Linked DNA regions of Homo sapiens: regions 1 and 2 are each linked to region 3. Evidence: chromatin contacts called from ENCODE Hi-C or POLR2A ChIA-PET data. All regions are on one chromosome and are shown on one strand. Each heading gives the region's core, a stretch centred on a gene start or an enhancer-like site at or near the end of the contact. The rest is flanking DNA. Distances are from core to core; before and after follow the strand shown. Region 1 has its middle 24 kb from the start of LINC02710. Region 2 overlaps CREB3L1 (cAMP responsive element binding protein 3 like 1). Region 3 overlaps PHF21A (PHD finger protein 21A).

Region 1 (2,859 bases), core at 261-2,760, 140 kb before region 3:
CTGTGTGCCCATCTCCCAGGTAGCCTTCATCCAGGCCCTGACATTTGATCTTGGCCTTGAAAGAGGGGTAAGATTTGGAGAAACTGTGGGTCCTCCTTGGATAGGGCAGCCATGTAGGCTCTGGAGACAGGCTAGTGGAGTTTGCATCCTGGCTCTGTGATCTTAGGCAAGTTACTTAACCTCTCTGTGCCTCATTTTTCTCCTTTAAAATGTAAACAACATCCACCTTCTGTGGTGTCATAAGGAGTAAGAACATGTAAAGTGCTTAGAATAATGCCTGAGACATTGACAATCACTCAATATGTTAGGTAGTATTACCTCCAGAGTTTTTGTTTGTTTTTGAGACAGGGTCTCACTGTCACCCAGGCTGGAGTGCAGTGGCACCATCATAACTCACTGCAGCCTCAACCTCCCGGGCTCAAGCAATCCTCCCACCTCGCCTCCCCGGTAGTTGGGACTACAGGCACGCGCCACTATGCCCAGCTAATTTTTGTGTTTTTAGTAGAGATGGGTTTTACCATGTTGCCCAGGCTGGCTGACCTCCCAAAGTGCTGGGATTACAAACATGAGCCATTGTGTCCAGCAATTACCAGAGTTTTTCACCAAATGTGGTAGACGAGACAATTTAGCATATATATATATATATATATATATATGGCTGGTCAAGTGAAGCAGTGTGAGTGGAGAAGAAAAGAAAAAAGAAAAGAAAGAAATCTGTAACTGAATGTGATCAGTTAGTTGCAAACACCACTGCACTCGGACCAGCCCATATATATATTTTTTATTTTAATAGTTTTGAATTTATTTTCAGCCTGTAGCTTTGCTAATGTTATTGCTTAGGGCAAAGCTATCTAAAAAAGGGAAACGGTTTAAAGTTAAAGAAAAAGTTAATAAAATAAAAGTCTATTAAAATATATAATAGTGGTGGAATGTGGACATGGAAGCAAACCGTGAAGGCAATATCCGAACAGCTGAAAATTTTGGAAAATAATCGGTGACGTCTCCTGCTCATAAAACCTAAAACAGATGAGCGAGGCAGAGGAGATACTGACAAAGGAGGTATCAAAATCTTGCCTCCTTTCCGCCCCGTAGCCACAATGCCTCCCTTCTTAAGAAAGTGTGTGGTGTGAGGGCCCAGACCCGCGAGGCTTGACTGTGCTTCCGAGCTGTGGATCCTGGACAGTGCTGCGGATCGGGGGCGCAGGAGAGGGACGCCGAATCCAAAGGCCCAAGTCTGGAAACCGAAGCCAACTTCCCAACTTCGCTCTGCCGGTGCGTTTGGGGAGATTTGGGCCTCTCTGATTTTTTTGGATCACTGGGTCAATCAGTCAGCCAATGCCTCGGGAGAAGTTTAATTAAGCTCAGATCGCAGGCGCGAGCTGCCAGAGGTCTCCCTGGCCGACCGGCCCCGCCCCCCGCACATCTGGTGAAAAGCTCCCCCTCCGCCCTTTGGGGCGGGGCCGCAGCCCGCGCATGCGCGTCGGCCCGGTTCCCGGCGCCCCGCAGCAGGACTCAACTCCCAGAACAGCGTTGCAAACTGTTGCATCAGACAGCAAGCAGCCGGTCGGGCTGCCAGGGTTTCTAGGAAGATAGGAAGGGTTTGAGATCCTCTGTGGTCGCCTGGGAGCTTTGGCTGTCACTCACGGTGTTTACATGCCGGTAACGCGATCCCCTAAAATATCAAGCTTGCACCCATCAGAGGAGGGCCATAGCCACAGGTGAAATTCCCTGAACGCCATTGCTCCTGTCCTCACTCCACGCCCTGACCCAGGCGGGACTAACTGAACTGGACTTCGTCTGCTTTATTAATGGCAAGGGCCCTGAAGGAATCAGCTGGGTTCGATTTCTCTTCCCAAGTACAAGAATGCCCCCTGAGGAATTTCTCACTCTGTGAAAGTGCAGAACTAATTTCCCCTGACAAGTGCTATTGCCGGTTCCCAAAAGGGTTTGGAAGGATCCCAGCAGAAATGTTCAGTGGTTTCCAAATCTCTTTACCCCAGCAGCTGGACACACAGACCCTGAGCTAGGAGCCCCTTTGGGCATCCAGAACTTCTTGGTGGGTGGACACACGTCCTTGACACATAGGTCTTCCTTTTGTCGTATCTCAGGCCCCTTGTTATGAAGACTTTGGATATTAGCCAGAAAATGCACAACCACAAATTCATGCACACATATATATTGAGCAGCACACATATACAATGAGTTCTCTGGGTCCAAATGGCTTTAGCAACTCAGGTCAGTGGAAAAGTCGTTCTTACGTTCCCTCACTCTTCCGGCCTCTGGGCCATTCTTCCTCAAAGAGAGAAAATAATGCTGTATCTAGAAGGGATAGGACAAGCTAAGCTGGTGGGTGGGATATTCAAGAAGAATGAGAGCACTGATTTGGAATCTAGTTTTTAAAGGGATTTTCAAGGACATAATCTGAATCCCATGGCTCAATCCTCTTTTTTTTTTTTTTTTTTGGAATGGGTCAAGACCAAGATCATTCAGTATTAATGGATTTTCCAGAAAGACAAAAACTGGCAATTTACCTTGAGCATTCTGCATCTTTAGGGTGTTGATGGTGAAAGTCTATTCCCTGTGAATAATTCTGAGAACTAAAACAGGCCTAATGTCTTCCTTCCCCTTCATTATTATCAATCACTCGATCCCAAGATTAAAAAAAAAAAGACCCAAAAGACTCATAAGCATTATTCGATGCGTCCCTTGCCAGACAGTCACTGTTGTTTGTTTTAGCTAGCATTTTCCTGTGAACAGTGGAGTATTATGTCACTATGGGATTCTCATTGTAATAGATGTTTCATAAATATGACCTGAATTATTTCAGTTGTCACAGTGTTCTTATGAATGGAAGGAAAG
Region 2 (2,700 bases), core at 84-2,583, 220 kb before region 3:
AACCAGTCGGGGACCGGTGTGAGGCAGAAGGCACCATGGGCTTGGAGAAGGAGTCTGGAGTCTGCTAGAACCAGCCCACCAGGCGCCAGGATGGTGTACCCTGGGACGCTGCCCACGATGTTACCGATCCTTAAAGCTCTGCCCAACCCTGGAAAAAGCCAGCCTTGGGAAGAACTCTCCTCCTGTGGGTCTGTGGTGGAGGGAGCCACACCTACCATGAGGCAGGTCCCAGTCTGGGTGGCGGCCATCTTGTAAGGTCTGGAGATCTTGTTGGTGACCAGAGTCTGGAGTTTCTGCAGCTGCTGGAGCAGGGTCCTGAGGAGGGCACAGCAGTCAGCTGGCAGGCTTTGACCCCGCAGGCATCTCTGCCTCCTGGAGCTCTCCTAGGGGGCTGGCTCCAGACTTGGCCTCCACGCCAGGTGCCCGTTTCAGTCAAGATAGGAAAGGTCACCTCCTGCGTGGCTCCTCTGCAGAGTGGCCTGGCGCCTGGGGCCTGCCTCATGGTGACTGGCTGGGTCACCTTGTGGAAGCTCAGGCCTGCCCTGTGATGCTCCTGGCCAAGGGGGTTGGAGGAGGGAAGGCCTGCCCCCAGCTGCACAGATGCCAGCCTTCTTTTGCTTAACCGACACCTGCCACAGTTTCACTGACCTTCCCTCCCTGGCACCCCCAGCACCCTGAGCTGATAAGAAGGAGCTGTTTGGCACAGTGCCTGGTATGTAGTGAGTGTCTAGTAAATGGTAGCTATTGTTTTTGTTAGGTTTTTTGTTTTGTTTTGTTTTGAGACAGAGTCTCGCTCTTTCACCCAGGCTGGAGTGCAGTGGTGCGTTTGCGACTCACTGCAACCTCCGCCTCCGAGGTTCAAGTGATTCTCCTGCCTTAGCCTCCTGACTAGCTGAGACTACAGGCGTGCGCCACCATGCCGGCTAATTTTTGTATTTTTAGTAGAGACGGGGTTTTGCCAGGCTTGTCTGGAACTCCTGACCTCAGGTGATCCACCCGCTTCGGCCTCCCAAAGTGTTGGGATTACAGGCATGGGCCACCGTGCCCAGCCATTTTTGCTTTATTGCTGTGTTTGCTTTTATCACGGCACTTCGTTTATTTATATATCTCCACATCAGTCTCCTTTATTAACTGTGGCCTCCCTGAGGGTGAGGACCGGGTCCCACTCAGCGTGGAATCTTCTGGGTGCATACAGAATGCGTTCAGCACAGGCTTGGTGGGCAAATGTTTAATCTCTCTCCACCCAAACGGGCACGTAGGGGTTGCAGTTCCCACAATGTACAGCAGGTGGCGAAATAACTACAAGGGCTTGGACCTACTTTGGGCCAGAAAGGAACCCCAGCCAGAGACAGAGGGGTGGGGTGGGGGGTCAGGTGGGATTCTCCAGGCCAATCAGGGAACAGAGGAGTGGCTGGATCCCGCTGGAGAAGCTGGGGGAGAAGGAAGGAAAGAAGGAAAAAGTCTTGTGTTGAGCACCTGCTGCATACCAAGGCTGTTGTCTAGGTTATTGTAATTAATCCCAGCAAATAATTATTAAAGACCTACCACAGGCTCATGGCTGGGCACTATCAGGAATTTGGAATGAAAATAATGGTGGGGTGTGGTGGCTCACGCCTGTAATTTCAGCACTTGTGGGAGGCTGAGGCAGGAGGATTACATGAAGTCAAGAGTTCAAGACCAGCCTGGCCAACATAGTGAAACCCTGTCTCTACTAAAAATACAAAAATTAGCCGGGTGTGGTGGTACACGTCTGTAATCCCAGCTATTTGGGAGGCTGAGGCATGAGAATTGCTTGAACCCAAGAGGCGGAGGTTGCAGTGAGCCGAGATTGTGCCACTGCACTCCAGCCTGGGCGACAGAGCAAGACTGTGTCTCAAAAAAAAAAAAAAAGTAAATAAAAATAAAAAAGTAAAAATAATGAAAGAAGGCCAGGTGCAGTGGATCACACCTATAATCCCAGCACTTTGGGAGCCAAAGCAGGAGGTATGCTTGAGTCCAGGAGCTGGAGACCAGCCTGGGCAACACAGCAAGACCACGTCTCTACAAAATACTTAAAATTAGCCAGGGGTGGTGGTGTGCGCCTGTGGTCCTAGCTACTTAGGAGGTTGAGGGGGGAGAATCAGGAGTTTGAGGCTGCAGTGAGCTATGATCACCCCACTACGCTCCAGCATGGGCAACAGAGTGAGACCCTATCTCAAGAAAATAAATAAATAAAAATAATGAAAGAAGAATAAAAGCTAACATGAATTGCACATTTCTAAATGCCAAGCATCAGGCTGGATCCTTTATTCGCAGGATCTTATTAATACCCTCACATCCATCCTATGAGATAATGTTTCTTTTCTTTCTTTTTTTTTTTTTTTGAGACAGAGTCTCACTCTGCCACCCAGGCTGGAGTACGGTGGCACCATCTCAGCTCACTGTAACCTCTGCCTCCCGGGTTCCAGTGATTCTTTTCCCTCAACCTCCTGAGTAGCTGGGATTACAGGCATGCACCACCACATCCGGCTAATTTTTGTATTTTTAGTAGAGATGGGGGTTTCACCATGTTGGCCAGGCTGGTCTCGAACTCTTGGCCTCAAGTGATTTGCCCGCCTCCGCCTCCCAAAATGCTGGGATTACAGGCGTAAGCCACTGTGCCTGGCCCTATGAGATAATGTTTCTATCATCCCCATTTAGACGAAGAAACAGGGGCCCAGA
Region 3 (2,700 bases), core at 201-2,700:
CTATTCCCTAACTAACAATTACCAGCATTTTGCCAATCTTTATTTATAGTGTGTAAAACATAACAGGAAAGTAACTTTGTGTTTTCAAAACATGCACTACAGTTAGATACATTGGTATACTCAAAGGAAAAATGTGTATGAGAATGTTCTTTTCATACATTGTTAGTTTAATACTGGTAATCCCTTTTAGGATAATATTTTCATTTGTCTTTTAACTTACTGAAGATGTCTGAGCCACCACTAACTTAGTGAAGAACGATGCCTGCTGGACAGATTTTAGCTTTTCTTACTCCTGCTTTTAGAAGTTCTGAGATTATTAGTTTTGAGCTTGTGTTCTTAGGAGTTGCATTTTATTTTATGTACACTTTCCTGTCTGTGATGGTTGTATGGACCACCATTTCTTAGCATAAGCAGGACAATATATAAGTCAGCTTAAAGTTGCAGGTCACAAGTCTTGTTCCGCACTTCCTTCTTGTGCATATTCTATTTCTATTTAACCCAAATGTGTGTATTGGTTAAGGAATGCTTGTTTCACTTATAAAATGGTTTGTCAAGGAGGGACTTTTGACTACCTGCTATCTTTAGACGTGGTAACAGTGGTTAGAAACTTGCTATGTGCTCCCTTGTTTGCTCTTCTTTGCACTGTAAGTTGTACATATGTCTGCAGTTGTGGGGCGTGTTCATTAGGAGTCACTACAAGGTAATGGTAGACTTATTTCTGAATTTATTTGGTTGCATTAGTTTAAATTAGACCCACAGGTGTAATTATTCCATCTCAATGCATGGGGAAGCATAGTCAGTGAAAGTTGTGCATGTAAACCCCTGTGCATTGAAAATGTGTCTTTAATGTTATGATGTTATTTGGCATCTATCATTTAGTGCAAGGAGTATACTTACTTAACAGGACCTTTAATAAGTTCCCTCTACACCAAAGATATATATTTTAAAAATTATACTTAAGAAGACTTTGTGGTATTCCCCAGAAGAGTTCGCCTATAGCAGCAAAACCTTTCTAAAATAAAACTTATTCTTTTAACCGGTATTCATTTAAGTGGGTTTCTCTCTACTTGGTTTCCATGGAAATAGCAAATAGCTAACGTTATTTATAAGGTGGAAGTAAAATAGGGTGCCTAATGGGACCCCATGCTGCTCTGATGAAGAGACTTAGGAAAAAAGTCCATGCTCATGGGATTTTTTTTTTTTTAAACAAGGTTAATGGAAGCCCTGATTTCAGTCTTCTGTAACATAACATATTTTTGGTCTTAAAGGCTAGCATTAATATCAAGCAAACAACTTCTTTTTGAGGTCTGTATTGCTTTCACTTTCAAGTTTTAGGACTACTTACTTATCAGCGTGATTGAGGCATGTTTCAGACTCCTGTTTCTTTGTGGTTTTTGTTTCAAAAGTTAAAATTCCCAGTGTATTGTAGCTGTTTCCACTTCTCATTGACATTTCAAAGTACTGATAAAAAGATAAATGTTCATTAAGGATAGCAGTGGTGAGAAAGGATCAATATGTTGGACTACAAAGATTTTTTAAAAAATGTAAATTGTATGGAACCATTTTTAGTTTTTAGGCCTAAAGTCAGGGTTCTTTTTTATTTGTGTTGTGGAGCTAAACCTGTATAGTCAGAGAGAAGAGATTCTAATTTTCTTTCAGGCTGGAAACAGGGAAAATCTTAATTTCTCTTTCCTTTTTAAAAAATGGATTGTTGCCAAAACCTTTTAACTGAAATAAATGTTAATTCTTTTAGTGCTTGAAATGTGGATTTGGAATAAAGCTTGGCTTTTTTCTCACTTCTTCGGTAAGGCCTACTCTGAGTTTTCTAGGCCTGCAGCAAAGCCTTGCATTTTTTAAGCCCCTTCAAGTGAAAGAGTATCATTCCCTTTGTGTTTGTGTTTGTGTTTAGGGTGTGTGTGTGTGTGTGTGTGTGTGTGTGTGTGTGTGTGTCTAATTTTTCTATAGCCTGAAAGGCACCTGCTCATTTTCCAGCCTAGTGAGTACAGCAGTGCTATATTGAGAAGTGAGGCAGGATGGAACACAATAAGGTGCTATAATTTTTATTTAGTTAGTTTTGCTCATCCTCGGCAGCTTGTGATCACTGTCCATTTATCTGGAAGTACTCTGATTATTCTTGGCTATCGATGCAGCAGGAGTTTTCTTCTGTGTTTAAAGCAAGGACTGTAGTATACTGAGGGCTCCATCAGGGAGGAGTTGAGTTTTGTTTTGTGTGCATGTGTTTCTCTGGATAAGCTTCTGGCTATAGTTGGGTTTACTGTGCTTTAATTTTTTAAAATTTGGTTGTTTTAATCTTGTTGAATTTATTTTTGTGTGAGATATTTTTCTCTAGCAATTCACTAATTTCTTCTGTGTATGTTGATGCTATTTTATAAAATTTTCTTAATGTGTTGTTCTTTTAGTTTAACTTCTTCTTGTTTATTTTTAAAATCTGGTATCTAGCATTGACCTTTCTTAGTGACTTTTATTTGAATTATCTTGTGCTTTAGAGACATAGGAATTTGGGTCTATTATCCCATTTCTGAGCGAACAACTCCCAGTAGTTACAGTTAGTGCAATAGAAAGGGTTCTCACAGATGCAGTGCTGGGCGTTGATCCTCCTCCTTGGTGCTTATGGTTTACACCCAGAACTCCCATTAGTGTTAATAGGAGGCACTTCCTTAAATCCCTGTACACCAAAAT

What was found. A loop is a pair of places that touch in the nucleus more often than their neighbours do. ChIA-PET counts read pairs that join two places held with the same protein, here RNA polymerase II (POLR2A). Pooled maps may share reads with other maps.
Region 1: a pooled map shows a loop between it and region 3 (2.7-fold over the local background). The contact joins two enhancer-like sites. A Hi-C loop is called at or near these places in 2 of 168 maps with a recorded cell type or tissue (CD8-positive, alpha-beta T cell and prostate gland) and 2 of 50 pooled maps. POLR2A ChIA-PET finds 5 or more read pairs at or near these places in 15 of 52 experiments (A673, GM12878, HEK293T and 11 more).
Region 2: a pooled map shows a loop between it and region 3 (2.2-fold over the local background). The contact joins two enhancer-like sites. A Hi-C loop is called at or near these places in 2 of 168 maps with a recorded cell type or tissue (OCI-LY7 and right cardiac atrium), 1 of 37 single-sample maps with no recorded cell type and 1 of 50 pooled maps. POLR2A ChIA-PET finds 5 or more read pairs at or near these places in 3 of 52 experiments (HCT116, Panc1 and activated CD8-positive, alpha-beta T cell).

The regions. Positions count from the first base shown.
Region 1 is chr11:46,242,067-46,244,925 of GRCh38, reverse strand. No RefSeq gene overlaps it. Among named protein-coding and RNA genes, the nearest start is that of LINC02710, 24 kb to the right of the region's middle. RefSeq lists a silencer at 1,345-1,554, enhancers at 633-1,566, 1,567-2,500 and a cis regulatory region at 998-1,880. Within about 2 kb of position 1,510, at least 31 of the 41 ENCODE cell types and tissues checked have a DNase peak (open chromatin) inside an H3K27ac peak, as active enhancers do; they include A673, where a contact is called at or near this core.
Region 2 is chr11:46,313,901-46,316,600 of GRCh38, reverse strand. CREB3L1 (cAMP responsive element binding protein 3 like 1) reads right to left here. Exons shown (of 12, transcript NM_052854.4): 9 at 216-315. Among named protein-coding and RNA genes, the nearest start is that of DGKZ, 32 kb to the left of the region's middle. Within about 2 kb of position 1,333, at least 5 of the 41 ENCODE cell types and tissues checked have a DNase peak (open chromatin) inside an H3K27ac peak, as active enhancers do.
Region 3 is chr11:46,098,774-46,101,473 of GRCh38, reverse strand. The region is part of intron 1 of PHF21A (PHD finger protein 21A); the gene reads left to right. Among named protein-coding and RNA genes, the nearest start is that of PHF21A, 21 kb to the left of the region's middle. Within about 2 kb of position 1,450, at least 5 of the 41 ENCODE cell types and tissues checked have a DNase peak (open chromatin) inside an H3K27ac peak, as active enhancers do; they include A673, where a contact is called at or near this core.